2 separate regions of the Homo sapiens genome follow, and region 1 is linked to region 2. A link is a loop called in an ENCODE intact Hi-C map of the cell type or tissue named here. Cell type or tissue: dorsolateral prefrontal cortex. All regions are shown on one strand.

Evidence for each region. Peaks named below come from ENCODE experiments on the same cell type or tissue, not always from the same donor. Only the 100,000 strongest peaks of a DNase experiment are listed, where the experiment ranks them.
Region 1: it touches region 2 in a loop (5-fold over the local background); 51 of 110 quality-filtered maps call a loop at or near these places.

Annotation. Positions count from the first base shown.
Region 1 is chr9:35,473,755-35,481,754 of GRCh38, reverse strand. It overlaps the pseudogene ATP8B5P. Among named protein-coding and RNA genes, the nearest start is that of RUSC2, 12 kb to the left of the region's middle. In dorsolateral prefrontal cortex, CTCF peaks have their summits at 4, 204, 4,126 and 4,332 (motif pointing right); a DNase peak (open chromatin) is centred at 4,334.
Region 2 is chr9:34,896,526-34,904,525 of GRCh38, reverse strand. It overlaps a transcript of PHF24 not described here. Among named protein-coding and RNA genes, the nearest start is that of SPATA31F3, 4.8 kb to the right of the region's middle. In dorsolateral prefrontal cortex, CTCF peaks have their summits at 4,554 and 4,772 (motif pointing left); DNase peaks (open chromatin) are centred at 4,805 and 5,445; H3K4me3 peaks cover 381 bases; H3K27ac peaks cover 964 bases.

The sequences.
Region 1 (8,000 bases), 580 kb before region 2:
GAGGACCGGGGTAGGACCAGGGGTAGGAGTTACCAGCCAGAACGTAGACACCTCTCTAGTCCAAAGAAGGAAGTTACTGACTTGTAGTTAGTTTAGGCTCCTGAGAAATAATATAAATACAAAAGAATTGTAGTTGGGTCCTTTGTGCAGCCAAAGTCACTGTGAATCCATGTGCCTCTCTCTCCCTCTAAAGGCAGGGCAGGGTAGGGCAGGATAGGAGAGCAGGGGTAAGTTATGAGGGAATCCTAGAGCACTGGCTTGCATCCAAAAATGGGAAAGAAAGCTTTGGAGGAGGAAAAAACAAAAAAATAAAAATAAAAAAGGTAAAAAAAAAAAATTAAAAAAAGAAAAAAAAAGATTTGAAGGAGAAAAATAAGTTAGTGGCCTGACAAAAGGTGAGAGACAGCCAGGTGCGGTGGCTCACGCTTGTAATCCCAGCACTTTGGGAGCCCCAGGCCGGCAGATTGCTTGAGGCCGGGAGTTTGAGGCCACCCTGGCCAACATGGCAAAAACACGTCTCTACCAAAAATACAAAAAAATGAGCAGTGCATGGTGGTGCACAACTGTAGTCCCAGCTAGTGGGGAGGCTGAGGCACGAGAATCGCTTAAACCCAGGAGGCAGAGGTTGCAGTGAGCCAAGATTGCACCACTGCACTCCAGCCAAGGCGACAGAGGTAGAGCAACAGAGTCTCAAAAAATTAAAAATAAAAACAAAAAGATGGGAGCCAACTACATCTACATATCTACTCTCTATATTTTGTCTTCAGCAAAGTGGAGATGAGAGAGAGGGAAAAATTATGGGAGACAACAAGGCGATATGCCACAGCATAAAGGACATTGAACTGGAACCAGGAAACCTAGATTTAAGTCCTTTAATTAAAAAAAAACCCTCCGGTGTCTAAAATGGCTCTAAAAATTGTTGCACTGCCTACCTCTTAGGATGCTGATAAATAGCAAATCTCGTAAGACATTTGAAAATACCTTGGAAACTCAAATAAGGTAACTTATTTCCCTAGCTACATTTTGAGCCCTTTTAGGGCAGAGACCATGTCTTATTTATATCTCTAGCCTAGCACATAGTAATGGCTTCTCGGTAAACATTTATTAAATAAATATACCTGGTTCCCCACCCTCCGCCCACTGGGCAGGGCCTTACCTAGGAATTGGAAGACGTCAGGGAATACTAGACACAAGCCATCGCTGTACAGGAGGAATGACACCCAAAAGTAGAAACCCAGGCTACCCCAGATGACAACATGGTTTATCATTGTCCAGTAGGTTGTCCTCAGGGCGATCTGAAAAGTACCCTCTTATGGGACCTGTAACCTGGGACCTGTCAGCTACCTCCCCCCTCCAATTATGTAATGAAGGTTGCTCCCTTCCCACACTCTCACCCTCTATTCCTCCCACTCTTTCAGAGAGGCCCCCACCCAATCCCCTTACCCCCACCACCACTGGCCACACCTGCATTGCGACCACCCAGATCAAGGAGGTCTGCACCACCAGGGAGAAGGACTGGTAGTCGGAGATGTCCTTCCCATCATTTCGTTCTGCATTGTAAAGAGCCCCCATGGGGACAAAGAACAACACGAAGGAACTGTAGATCCCATGCATTAAACACTTCACAAATTCTTTCTTGTTGAAATAGAGGTTGTGCTGGCCTGGCTCATACAGCTCTGGGAAATGGAGGCTCCATGTCTCATTCACATCCTGGAAGCACCCGAGGGTAAGGAGGGAGGCTCAGGGTCTCTCCATAGAAGGTCCCATCTCCATCAGAGTAGAGGCTTCTCCCCTCACCAGGTCTGCTGCCAGGCTGCCTAGGAGCTTCCTTATGGGTTACTGGAGAAGTGGAACCAGAGAACACAGCAGTGACCACAGACCCTTCCTGAAGTCCTACTCTCTAGGCAAGGATCTGGGTAGTGGAAGGAAGCTGGGAGAAGTTCGGGATGCTGGGAAGGACTTGGAGGGAGTTAGAATTGGGGAGTTATGAAAGGGAGCAACTAGGCTTGTGGGTAGCTGGGAGGGAGGACTGGAGCTTGAGATGGGGGAGGCAGCTGGGACATAAGTCCCCAGGTGTAAGAGTTCTTTCAGTTGAGATGGAGTCTTGCTCTATCACCCAGTCTGGAGTGCAGTGGCACCATCTCGGCTTATTGCAACCTCTACTTCTCAGGTTCAAGCAATTCTCTTGTCTCAGCCTCCTGAGTAGCTGGGATTACAGGTGTGTGCCACCACACCTGGCTAATTTTTATATTTTTAGTAGAGATGGGGTTTCGCCATGTTGGCCAAGCTGGTCTCAAACTCCTGACCTCAAATGATCCACCTGCCTCGGCCTCCCAAAGTGCTGGGGTTACAGGTGTGAGCCACCGTACCCGGCCATAGTTGAATATTCTTTATGCCAAAAGTCAATATGGGAGAAAGCAACATCAATGGGGACCAGTTAGTCTTTTAGAGGTATTCATGTTCTGTGAGGTTTCTCCCACTCCCATAGCTACTGGTGAACTGAAGGTGAAAAAATTACTCAAAGTGGATGTCATTGGATCATCTTCATCTCCTAACTCTGAAACTTTGGATACAAAGCTTGGGGCTGGCTTCAGAGATGGATCCCTAGAATTAGGCCACTGAAGCTGGATGGACTGTTGAGTAATACAACCCACCCCTCTTGTTGTTCTGAGGTTAGCAGTTACTTCCTGGAGAATTTCCTTTAGAGCTATTTCCCATGGAGACCAAGAGCCATGATCCCATGATGTCCTATTTCAGCTACTTTATTCCTTTTTGGAGACTCATTTTCTACTCCATGTGCCCAGGACTAGAGGTTGGGGTAGAAGACAAGGGAGAGGTAGGGTCCCAGGACCCTCAATTTCTGACAGGGACAGACGGTATCCCTTAGTCTGGCTCCTTATGATATAAACTATCACACCCATACTCCCATGCCTGGCCTTCAGGACTCCCTCCCAGGCCCTCCTGCTTTGGCTTATCTCATCCTCATTATCGCTGAAGGAGTCTCTCCTTTTTGAAGTCCCATACGTTACCCAGTCCTACCCCAATAACTCTATTTTCTTTTCTTTATTTTTTTCCATTCATATTCTGCTTATGTTATTTAATTTTTCCTTATTTTTCCATATATATTTTAATTACTTTTATATATACTCAATTTACTGTACAGCACAATTTCCATGTTTCTCTCTACAAAGATAAAATTGATACAGGAAAACTTGGCTAAAACTGAGGATTATTCTCTGTTGAGGAGGATTTTTTACTTTATCTCATGATACCTATCTAGGTGATGAGCTCTTTTCCCCGCTCTGGAAATTATTCCCTTTACACTGGATTTTGTAGAGCCCAGCTCTTGCTGTATTCTTCATTCTTAGGGATATTCCTCAAGGGCCCAGGGGCTTCAACGCTGACCAGGGGCTTGCTGCTGGATCTTACCTGATCAAACAGACTCATGCACAGGACAGGGAGGGAAGTGTAGACCAGACTGTAGCATGTGATAAACCAGGTCTCATAAACTGTCTGGAAGAATACCAAGGAGATTTTGTAGGCTCCTCTCTTCTCTACAGTCCCAGCTCCACCTTCCAGGTCCAAGATAGCCACCTTCATCCCTCGACCCCTGCCCCCCCGCCCCACCCCCACACACATTAACCTACAGCAGGAGAAACCTGACTGAGAATGTTGACCCCAGTCTCTACTTGATCCTACTTTATTAGAACCCTAGGTCCTAGGATAGAGTAAGGCCACACCAAGCTTTCAAGGTGGATCTGGACCAATCCCACCATAACCTATACAGCCCCGCACAGAAAGGACACAGAGTGATTGCTAGGGAATGCTAGCTGTACCCCTGCATTCCTAGGCAGGTAAACCTTTGTACTTTTTTTTTTTTTTTTTTTTGAGATGGAGTCTTGCTCTGTCACCCAGGCTGGAGTGCAGTGGTGTGATCTCAGCTCACTGTAACCTCTGCCTCCTGGGTTCAAGCAATTCTCCTGCCTCAGCCTCCAGAGTAGCTGGGACTACAGGCACCCACCACCACACCCAGTTAATTTTTGTATTTTTTGTAGAGACGGGGTTTTGCCATGTTGGACAGGCTGGTCTTGAACTTCTGACCTCAGTTGATCCACCTGCCTCGGCCTCCCAAAGTGTTGGAATTACAGGTGTGAGCCACTTTGCCCAGTCTTTGGACTCTTTACTTGCTTAGTGGCATTCAGTGGCTTCTGTAGCACTGCATACCGCCTAATATTGGCAAGCAGAATAGACCCAATGACCCTTCCCTGGCTGGACGCTCCATCCTGGGACCTAGAGAGGGCTTTTTCTTTATTAGCCACAAGAGGTCAGCAGCAACACATGCATACACATATGCCTCCCACAAAGCCGACTGGCTTTGCTAGGGCTTGGGAGAATACAAATCTGCTACTATTTGCTGACTGGCCTGTTATTCCTGGACTCTATGGCAACAAAAGTAGGACTCCCAAGATAATTGTTTCTGAGGTTGTTTCTCTTGGGAATCCTTGAGATGCTTCTGAAAAACTTCTCATAGGAAAAGGGACTCCTCTTAGAGCATCAAAATCCAGGTGTTGCTTCTCCCCACTAAGGTGGGGGAGGTTTCACATTCAAATGTGGAATGAATTCATCAAAGTAACAATTGTGTGTGTGTTGGGGTCAGGAGTACAGGCTGTCTGAGTGGGGAAGGAGAAGCAAAGGGAAGCTGTATTTCCGAGTATGGCTATAGGTGAACGCCATATCTGGCCTATCTGGCATGACCCAGAGGCTCCTTGAGGCTTAGCCTGTTCCAAAAAGATGACTTTGGATGCTAAGAAAACTCCAAGATCCAGGAATTTGTTCCCACTACATATGTTTGGAAATTCTAAGTCTCAACATCAGTGAAAACAGCTTAAGGGAAAGTTTAACCCAGGTGTGGTGGCCACGCCTGTAATCCTAGCTACTTAGGAGGCTGAGGCATGACAATCACCTGAGCCTAGGAGGCGGAGGCTGCAGTGAGCTGAGATCGTGCCGCCGCACTCCAGCCTGGGGGATGCAGCCAGACTCCGCGGGGAAAAAAAAAAAAGACGAGCTGAGGGGAAAGAATCATATAAGGGGATAGTCAGATATTAAGAAAGAGAGAATACAGGATTGACTGAGGTTCCTGAAGAAGTAGGAAGGGATGGAAACTACAATATATAGATTAGTACTGAAGGAAAAAGTTATACTTCTTTTGAGACTGAAGGAAAGGAGGTAAAGGCGGGTTAAAATATATGTACAGAGGAGGATATTTAGCTGATAGTTTGGATTTTTCTCAGTAAAATAGAAGGCAGTATCATTTGCTACGTACTGGGGAGCCAGGAGAGTGTGGTAGAAGGTCTGAGAATGGTGATTGTTTAGAAAAGCTGATACGGAGAATAAAATATGAAGCCAATTACAAAATGGTGAAAAATTTGCCAAGTGGCACTGGGACAGAGGACAGTGGAGTCTCTGAATTTGTAATGGTTTTATGATCTCCAAAATAGTGCTTAACACTCTCAAATTAGAAACAGAGCAGGGTCGATGGTTTGGTTAATTCAAGGTTGAGATTTGTTCAGTGATTAAAGAGAAGAAAAGGAGAACTAGTAAGGTACTGAGGATGCTTATGATCCCAGGGTACAGACAGGCAAGCTAGGAAAGGAAGTAAAGTCATAAGGAATTGATAGACTGGAGAAAAAAGAAAGCCAAGGGTTTATAAATCTCCATGAGATAAAAAAGCAGGAATACTTTTAAAAATCTCAAGTACGAGCCATGTACTGAGAATATGGAGGAATAAGGTTTGTGATCAAAGATTGTGAAAAGAAAGTTTATAATTCCACATTAGTACAACTCTGGACAATTACATGGTAACATGGAAATGGGTGATACAGATTTTTTTTTTTTTTTGTCCAAGAGATCATCTGAAGGATTCTTTCAGAGACCTGAAAGAGTCTACAGTGATAGGTCGTCCATAAGGATGACAATACCACCCAAAACAATAGCAGTGGTTGGGAGGGGAGGGAGAAGTTTCAAAGCCCTCAATGAATGGGGTGTAGAAGCCAGAAGCTTCCTAGATATCAACAACAAGAAGAGTTACAGATGAGTATAGCCAGAAGTCATAAGCATCACAGGAAGAAAGATTGTGTAGGAGAGAAAAACTAATGGTTAAACATGGCACAGGATAATGAGGGCAACACCTTTGGGCTTATGGTATCCAGAGTTTATGGTATGCAGAGTATGAGAGAGATGGAAGAAAAAGGAATGTTCTCAGGGAAAATCATGTTTCAATTAATGAAGGGATTGAGGCTATAGGTAAGTTTGTTTATAAGAGAACAAAAATTCCAGTGATTTAGTGAAAAATGTGTTACGGTCAATCAGTAGTGGACAGAAGGAGAGGAAAGAAACTCCAGGAGGGATTTACTCCCTAGAAGCTATAATTTTGCCTATATTGCCAAGGTCATTAGCCAAGCCCCTGGAAGATGATTTAAGGCAAATCACTGAATTTCCTTCCCCTTCCCAATCTCTTTGGATGGACAGGGGTAAGGCAACAGTTGAGAACTGGAGTCAGATGTTTGGTACATAAGTCAAGTGGCTCAGTTTGGAATTGGGTCTAGCAAGACAGAGATAAGGTGAGGAATACCCTGAAGGCAGCAGAAGAACCCCTGTGAAGGGACACTTAAAAACAAATCCATAAACAAAAGCTGGGTCCAATACTAGAGAAAACAGTAAAAACCAACTAGAGATAAGAAGAATGAATAGGAAGATATTTTTATAATTTTATAAAGCCTGTTGAATATGTCACAAATCCTTAAGTTACAAAGGAAAATGACTGATAGATTTGATTACATGAATTAAACACTTCTACACAAAATATTATTTAACAAATTAAAAACCAAAAGACAAAATGGGAAAAATAATTATAACATATGCACCAGAAAAAGGAAGAGCTAGTATTTTTACTGTATAAAGAGCATTTTCAAATAAGAAAAAAAGGCCAAAGAATATGAATAGACAGTTCACAAAGTAAGTGTAAATGGGCAATAAAGAGATGATAAGGGGAAGAAAAATAAGCACATAAAAATGATTCAACCTAATTAGTCATCAAAAAAGGTAAATTAAATAATTAGATACCATTTTTCATCAATTAAATTTCAACAGATTAAAAATTGTTAATACCAGTTCTGACAAGCATATGGGGGAAAACAAAATGTCATATATTTTTGGTGGGATTATAAAGTTATGCGAATCTACCTGGAGGGCAATGTGGCACTATTTAATGTATTAAAACGTGGCTACCTTTTGACCAATGAATTTTACTTCTAGGACTTTATTCTAAAGAAATAATTATCAGAAAAGTAGACAAAATGTATGTTCCATAATGATTACCAAAATGTCATTTGTAATCGCAAAGGAAAATGGAATAAAAATAAGAAATTAAATAAATTAAGGTACAGTGATACAACTGAATAGTGGACACCCATTCAAAATGATGATGTAGACCTAGACCTACCGACATGGAAAGATGACGACAATAATAGTGTCAAGTGAACAAAAGGAAACTGGAAATAGCATGCATACTATGATTTTATCTCCCCCATCTTCTAGATCTAGATGTACATATGTGTGTGTGTATACACATATGAAAAGCATAGGATATACTCCCCAACTTTACACTGGCTATCTAAATGGGATGGAATAATTTTAACTTTCTTCACACATTTCTGTATTATTTAATTTTTTTTTTTACAGTGAGCATGGATTATTTTTTAAAGAGAAAAAGCCAATAAAGCTATTTTTGTTTAAAAAGAACAAACGAAGATCTTCAGAATTAAACATAGGTCATTTATATAATGCTTTCTGATATTACAGGACCAGTAAAAGCTTTAATATTTCAGTGGCTAAGGGAGTCTCGATTTGTATTAAGGATGCTTCTCTGAAGCACAGCCTCACTCAGCTCCCACATGCATTTCCCATGGAGCTGTAATCACTCACCTCAGAGACCGTCACCC
Region 2 (8,000 bases):
ATGTGATATATCACATAAACAGAATTAAAAACAAAAGTCACATGATCATCTCAATAGATGCAGAAAAAGCATTCGACAAAATCCAGCATCCCTTTATGATTAAAACTCTAAGCGAAATTGGCATACAAGGGACATACCTTAATGTAATAAAAGCCATCCACGACAAACCCACAGCCAAAATAATACTGAATGGGGAAAGGTTGAAAGTATTCCCTCTGAGAAGGGGAATAAGACAAGGATGCCCACTCTCACCACTCCTCTTCAACATAGTACTGGAAGTCCTAGCCAGAGCAATCAGACAAGAGAAAGAAATAAAGGGCATCCAAATCAGTAAAGAGGAAGTCAAACTGTCACTGTTTGGTGACAATATGATCGTCTACCTTGAAAACCCTTCACTGTTTGCTGACAATATAATCGTCTACCCTAAAAACCCTAAAGACTCCTCCAGAAAGCTCCTAGAATTGATAAAAGAATTCAGCAAAGTTTCCAGATACAAGATTAATGTACACAAATCAGTAACGCTTCTATACACCAACAGTGACCAAGCGGAGAATCAAATCAAGAACTCAACCTCCCTTACAATAGCTGAAAAAAAATAAAAATAAAATACTTAGGAATATACCTAACCAAGGAGTCAAAAGTCTTCTGCAAGGAAAACTACAGAACACTGCTGAAAGAAATCATAGATGACACAAACAAATGGAAACACATCAATCTCATGGATGGGTAGAATCAATATTGTGAAAATGGCCATACTGCCAAAAGGGTCATGAGTGGAACAATCTCAGGTGCTAGTGTCACTGGGCTGTGACAACCTAATGCCTTTCCTGCAGTTGGGGGACACACCTGATGAGAAGAACTAGGTGTGTACCAGGATGACACTGGAGACCTTTGGATCCAGCCTTGCTCTTTGGTTCCTGTTTTTAAAAAATTTACTTTATTTCATGTCATTTTATTTTTGAAATAGGGTTTAGCTCTGTAGCTTGGGCTGGAATGCAGTGGCACAATCACAGCTCGCTGCAGCTTCAGCCTCTTGGGCTCAAGTGATTCTCCTGCCTCAGCTTCCTGAGTAGCTAGGGCTACAGAAGCATGCCACCATGCCCAGCTAATTTTTTATTTTTTGTAGAGATGGGGTCTTGCTGTGTTGCCCAGGCTGGTTTTGAACTCCTAGCCTCAAGTGTCCTCCTGCCTTGGCCACCCGGGCTCCTATCTTAAAATTTATTTTATTACTGTCCTTCTTTTAAAAAACTACTGGATATGTGAATAGTCTGCAATTTCAAACAGCTTATTTATAATCATTCTGAGTATTTATATCCTCTTAACTTGAATGAAATAGAGGTGGCAAGGACCTTAGTGGAGTTTAGAATCAACCTTTTTATCTATCTCTAAGTTGCTGTGATGGGCTAGTTATTTTACTTCTTGGTGATTCAGTTTCCTCTTGTATAACGTGGGATAACAATACCTGGGTCTGGCTGGTGGTAAGCACTGAATGAGGTGAGGCGTATAACAGGCCTGGCACTGGGTAATGCTGCTCAGTCAGGGTTAATTCCCCTTTCTTCCTTGTGTTCCTGAATTCTTTGACCTTTATTTATAGTTCATTGTCTAGGTTAGCTCATCGCCAGAGATGGCCAAACTCACCTATTATATGAGGACTTTTCATAATATTATCCACAGAGATTTGCTGACACCCTATTAACCACCTCCCCTCCCCAAGAAAGCTCTTTTCTTTTTCTTAATTGAAATCTGTCATAGATAGGAATAAAATTTCAGAACATTTAGAAACATTTTAAATGGTGAAAAGGATACAGCTACTGAAAACATTTTTGAAATCATGACTAAAATTTCATTTCATTTATTTATTTTTATTTTTTTGAGACAGGGTCTTACTCTGTCGCCCAGGCTGGAGTGCAATGGTGTGATCATGGTTCACTGTAGCCTTGACCTCCCAGTTTCAAAAGGTCTTCCCACCTCAGCCTCCTGAGTTGCGTAGCTGGGACTACAGATGCATGCCACCACGTCTGGCTAATTTTATAATTTTTTGTAGAGATGGGGTCCCATTATGTTGCCCAGGCTGGTCTTGAACTCCTGGACTCAAGTCATCCTCCTGCCTCATCCTCCCAAAGTGTTGAGATTACAGGCATGAACCATCATGCCCAGACTAAAATTTCATTTTTATGGGAGTTTCTTTTAGATGCATTATTGAGGCAGATGGAAATGTAATTATTTTGTTTGGTTGAGTAGTAACTATCAGTAATATTTAATAGGATAATACATTTTATACAAGAATAAGAATATAAATTCATTTTTACAATCATAGTAACATATTTTCAAGGTATAAACAAAATTTAATCATTTTGATTATAAGATCTTCATGTGTATATTATTAAATCAAAAGCATTTCTACATGTTTATTTATTTACGCATGACTCTGTCTTCTGAGTTTTTACTTTATTAGTAAGGTATTTGAAAACATTTTTGGAAGATTCTGTTTTTAATTATCTTTTTACTAGGGAAAATTTCAAATAACATACCTCCATGTACCTGTCACCCAACTTCAAATTAATATTTTTTAACAATCTTGTTTCTTCTTTACCCCCACACTAGTTACCTCCTCGTTTTGAAGTAAATTCCAGATATCAGAAATTTATACCATTAAATATTTTAGTATGCATCTCAACATATACAAGCTTTTACAGTGACAGAGCTACCATTACTAAACCTAGAAAGTTCAAAATAGTTTCTTCATATCATCAAATACCCAATCAGTGCTTACATTCCCTTGATTGGCTTATAAATTTATTTTTATTTTCTGGAACTCCTGACATCAGATGATCTACCTGCCTCGGCCTCCCAAAGTGCTGGGATTACAGGCATGAGCCACCACCCCTGGCCAGTCACCACGCCCGACCCCCTATTTTTATTTTCTATAATTTGTTTGTTGGAATCAGAATACAAATACAGCCCACAAACTTCAAGTAGTTGAAATGTCTCTTAATGCTCTTTTAATACATAGATTCTGCTCCATTGCTTTAACTTTTCTCCTTATAATTTTTTTGTGGAAGAAACTAGATCCTTTGTCCATAGTCCTGATTCTGCTGATTGCATCCCTGTGGTCTATCATGTTTGTTTGCCCTCTGTATTTCCTACCAATTATATGTTGCTGAATTTGATTTGCTAAAATGTTAAGAACTTTTGCATTCATGTTCATGAAGAATGTTGGTCTCTAGTTTTCTATTCTTGTAATGTCTTTGGATTTGGTATCAAGGCAATCCTGGCTTCAAACAATGAATTGAGAAGTATTCTCTTCTCTTTAAATTTTTGAAAGAATTTATGTAGAATTGGTATTATTTCATACTCAAATATTTGTTAGAATTCACTAGTGAAGAAATATGGTCATAAAAAAATAAGAGTTTTCTTGACAAGAATTTTTTTGAGACAAGATTTAAACTACAAATGCAATTTCTTTAAATGGATATAAGGCCATTCAGGTTATCTATTTCTTCTTAAGTTTTGATAGTTTGTGTCTTTCAAATAATTTGTCCAGTCTTAGTCCATTTGGTGCTGTTATTACAGAATACCACAGAGTGGTAATTTATAAAGAGAGAATTTATTCTCTCACAGTTCTGGAGGCTGGGAAGGTACCAGCATTTGATGAGGGCTTCCTTGCTGTGTCCTCACATGGAAGAAGGGCAGAAAAGCAGAAGAGAGAGAACCCACTCCTGCAAACCGTTTTTATAGTGGCATTAATCCACTCTGTTCTCATGATCTAAAACACCTCCCAAAAGGCCCCACCTCCCAAAACTGTTACATTGGGGATTAAGTTCCCAACACATAAAGTTTGGAAGGAACACATTCAAACCATAGCAGTCCATTTCATCTAAGTTGCCCATTTATAGACATTAAAATTTTCACATTATTATTGTTATTGAGACATGGTCTTACTCTGTCACCTAGGCTGGAGTGCAGTGGTGATATCTCAGCTCACTGCAACCTCCACCTCCCAGGCTCAAGCAATCCTCCCACCTCAGCCTCCTGAGTAGCTGAGACTACAGGTGCACACCACCATGTCCGGCTAACTTTTGTAGTTTTTGTAGAGATGGAGTTTTGCCATGTTGCCCAGGCTGGTCTTGAACTCTTGAGCTCAAGTGATCCACCCACCTCAGCCTCCCAAAGTGCTGGGATTACAGGCATGAGCCACTGTGCTTGGCCTTCACATTAATTGATTGTCCTTTAAATGTCTTTGGAATTTTGGTGAGTCACCTCTCTCATTCTCAATATTGGTCATTGGTCTCTCTTTTTTCCCAAAGTTCCTATGACTTTTTAAAACATGAAGGACCCTGGCCTTGCTGAGGCTTCCACCTCAGAGTGATGGTGTTTCGCTTGGCATAAATTGTATTCAAATTTCTTAACCAGGCTTCCTGAGTTCCCCACGGTGTCCATAAGTGGAGTCAATGCCTCTGAAATTCAATCAAATTTTGAGTGTGAGGGGAGAGACATAGTTTCATCAGAGTCTCAAATACAAACCCATAGCTGAGTGCCTTCTTGCTTGAGGGTTATTTTTGATACTTATTTAATATAGAGGTTGCTGGACTCTGCATCTAGAGATTCCGATTCATTAGTCTGGAGTGAAACCAGAAAATCTATATTTTTAACAAGCTCCCGAGTGATTCTGATATAAGGCTGGGATTGAGAGCCCACTGGAGAAGATAACCTTTGAAAGCTCCTGTCAGGGTAGAGATGTCACAGGACTAGGCATATTGGGTGGGCATGTGCTGCCCTCTAGTGTCTCTGGCTGCCATCTACTGTTACTCCCCACAATCCTGCATTGGGTAGTAATCCGCTGTGTGAGCTCTGGTGGTTTTGCTGCCTGACACTACTCTGGGGCTTCCTGCCCAACTCCCTGGAAATTCTAGCTCTTGGGCATTAATGAACGTGCTCATCTATAAAAGTGTTGCCACTGAGTTGCAGCAACTATGCACCTCTGTCCCCGGCACCTTGGTATATTTGAGATGTTCACTAGTATTTTCTGAGTATGAGACACAGCGAAGCTCTTTCGTAAGGCTTGTGTGGAGGGACAAGTCTCACACCAGTGGCATGTCAGTCACATGTTTCTTTACAAGGCGATAGGACTCATGGGTACGTATGAATTGGTAGCCATGAACAGTTCCTTGAAGAAATTCTATTGCAATCATTGTGGCTCTGCAGCATTATAATGAAAGCAGGGTCTGGCTTAAAGCAAGTTTTCTAGAAACAAATGAAGAATAATCCTTGATAGTTGTGCAGCCCTCCAGCGTCCACAGAGGCTTTTCGTGTAGTTCATCTCCCTCGTTTGCTGTTCGCTCTCAACCACGAGGCAGGAAAGGCAAATGTGATGATCCATGCCCACATCGTGAGAAATGCCAGGCTTAGCTGTGATCATTACATGAATGAGCCCTTGTTCAGGAAGACACTGATCCCACTGTCCTGTCCACACAAGCACCCTTGTCGATGAGCCCCAAACCAGTAAATAAACCTATGCTAAAGGCCTAATCTACAAAAAGGCATGAGACCATTTTTGGCTCAGCCCTTGGCTCTAATTCCTCAGCTCTGAGGCAGAGGAGCAAGGGCCAGGCGAATTGCTGGAGTGGAGTTTTCAGTAGATGGTTTTAATGGCTTGGTGGAAGGGCAGAGGCTGTGGGTTATCTGTGAGGTAAGTAGTGCACTGGCAGAAGCAGGTGCAGGACTTGCAGATGTGGTGATTCTGCTGGGTGCAAGACGTCAGGCTAATGGGTGACAAAACTGTTACAGCTGCATAGAGGGTGGCAACAGCTGGTTAAGTAGGAGTAATAAAAGTAATGAAGGATACAGGCTACTTTGCAGGTATGTTGATGACCTGCTACTAAAAAGCTGACTCAAGCTGCCTTTTAATTGATTTTTGTTAACCTTTCATTCAGTGCTCTTTGTTTGAAAAAGTCTTCTCATTCCTGTATTATGGAATTTGCAAGTTCAGGGCAGATGATGAAATAGCTCAAATTCATCCCATTTTCAGGTAGGACTCTTCTTAAATTATCCTTAATATGAAGATCTAGTTTCCTTTTGTAGGTATAAGAAGGACATTTAAGAAAAACGTTCACTGATGCAAATCAAAACCGCAATGTGATACCGCCTTACTCCTGCAAGAATGGCCATAATCAAAAAATAAAAAAACAGTAGATGTTGGCATGGATGTGGCAATAAGGGAACGCCTCTACACTGCTGGTGGGAATGAAAACTAGTACAACCACTATGGAAAACAGTGTGAAGATTCCTTAAAGAACTAAAAGTAGAACTACCATTTGATCCAGCAATCCCACTACTGGGTATCTACCTGGAGGAAACGAAGCCATTATTCGAAAAAGATACTTGCACGTGCATGTTTATAGCAGCACAATTTGCAATCGCAAAAACGTAGAACCAACCCAAATGCCCATCAGTCAATGAGTGGGTAAAGAAACTGTGGTATATATATATGATGGAATACTACTCAGCCATAAAAAGGAATGAATTAACAGCATTTGCAGCGACCTGGATGAGATTGGAGACTATTATTTTAAGCAAAGTAACTCAGGAACGGAAAACCAAACATCATATGTTCTCACTGATACGTTGGAGCTAAGCTATGAGGATGAAAAGGCATAAGAATGATACAATGGACTTTGGGGACTTGAGGGGAGGAGTGGGAGGAGGTGAGGGATAAAAAACTACAAATAGGGTGCAGTGTATACTGCTCGGGTGATGGGTGCACCAAAACCTCACAAATCACCACTAAAGAACTTACTCATGTAACCAAACACCACCTGTTCCCTAATAACCTATGGAAATAAAAAAATTAAAAGAGAAAAATGTTCACTAATCCATTTGTTTGTCAAATCATTTTTAGAATATTTTTCCTTATAGCTAGTTCAAAAAGAAACCCTTGTGCTAATGAATTTTTTGGTTGTTTTTAAGTTGTGGTAAGATATGCTTAACATAAAATTTACCATTTTAGTTATTTTTAAGTGTACAATTCAGTGCCATTAAGGGCATTCATTTATGAATAAGATGGTTGTATTCATCACCCCAAACAGAAACTTCTGTACCCATTAAACAATAACACTCTATTTCCCCCTTCTCTAGCCCCTTCCCCAGCAAAATGTTGGCTTTTGCTTCTTGTGGATGCCTTGTCTTTGAAACTAGATTTTTAAGAATCTTGAAAGCAGGTAGGCAATACAACTCAAATGCCTTTGTACTCTCAACACTGCCCAACTTAGGGTTAAGCACGTATTGAGTGCTCACTATTCCTGTCTGGTGGAGGAACTAATGCTGGAGGAAGGATCAAATACCCTTTTCAGAGATTTTGTTTGTTTGTTTTTGAGGCAGAGTCTCATTCTGTCACCCAGGCTGGAGTGCAGTGGTGTGATCTCGGCTCACTGCAACTTCTGCCTCCTGGGTTCAAGCGATTCTCCTGCTTCAGCCTCCTGAGTAGCTGGGATTACAGGTGCCCAGCACTACACTTGGCTAATTTTTTGTATTTTTAGTAGAGATGGGGTTTCACCATGTTGGCCAGGCTGGTCTCGAACTCCTGACTCAGGTGATCCGCCTGCCTCAGCTTCCCAAAGTGCTGGGATTACAGGTGTGAGCCGCCGCACTTGGCCCCTTTTCAGAGATTTTGAGCCTAAGACCAACCACTTTTATCAGGGCAAGAACTTCTCAAGGAAACTCAGAAATCCTAGGGTGTTGGGGACATGCCATAATATTGATAGGGGTCATGAAGTTAACATTAATGTGAGAATCAGTGGGCAAAGGAGTGGTAGATCCCGGGGTTAAATGAGGAAAAATCCTGCTCTGCCTAAAGTTATTCAAATTCAGATTTTCATAAAACACTCTTTTAGGCAAACATTCCAACCACGGTGGATTCAACCAAAGAGCCACAAGTTTGTGAACCTTAATCGAAAGTTTTGCCAATAACTCATCTCCATGAATAGGCTAGATGCTATAAAATC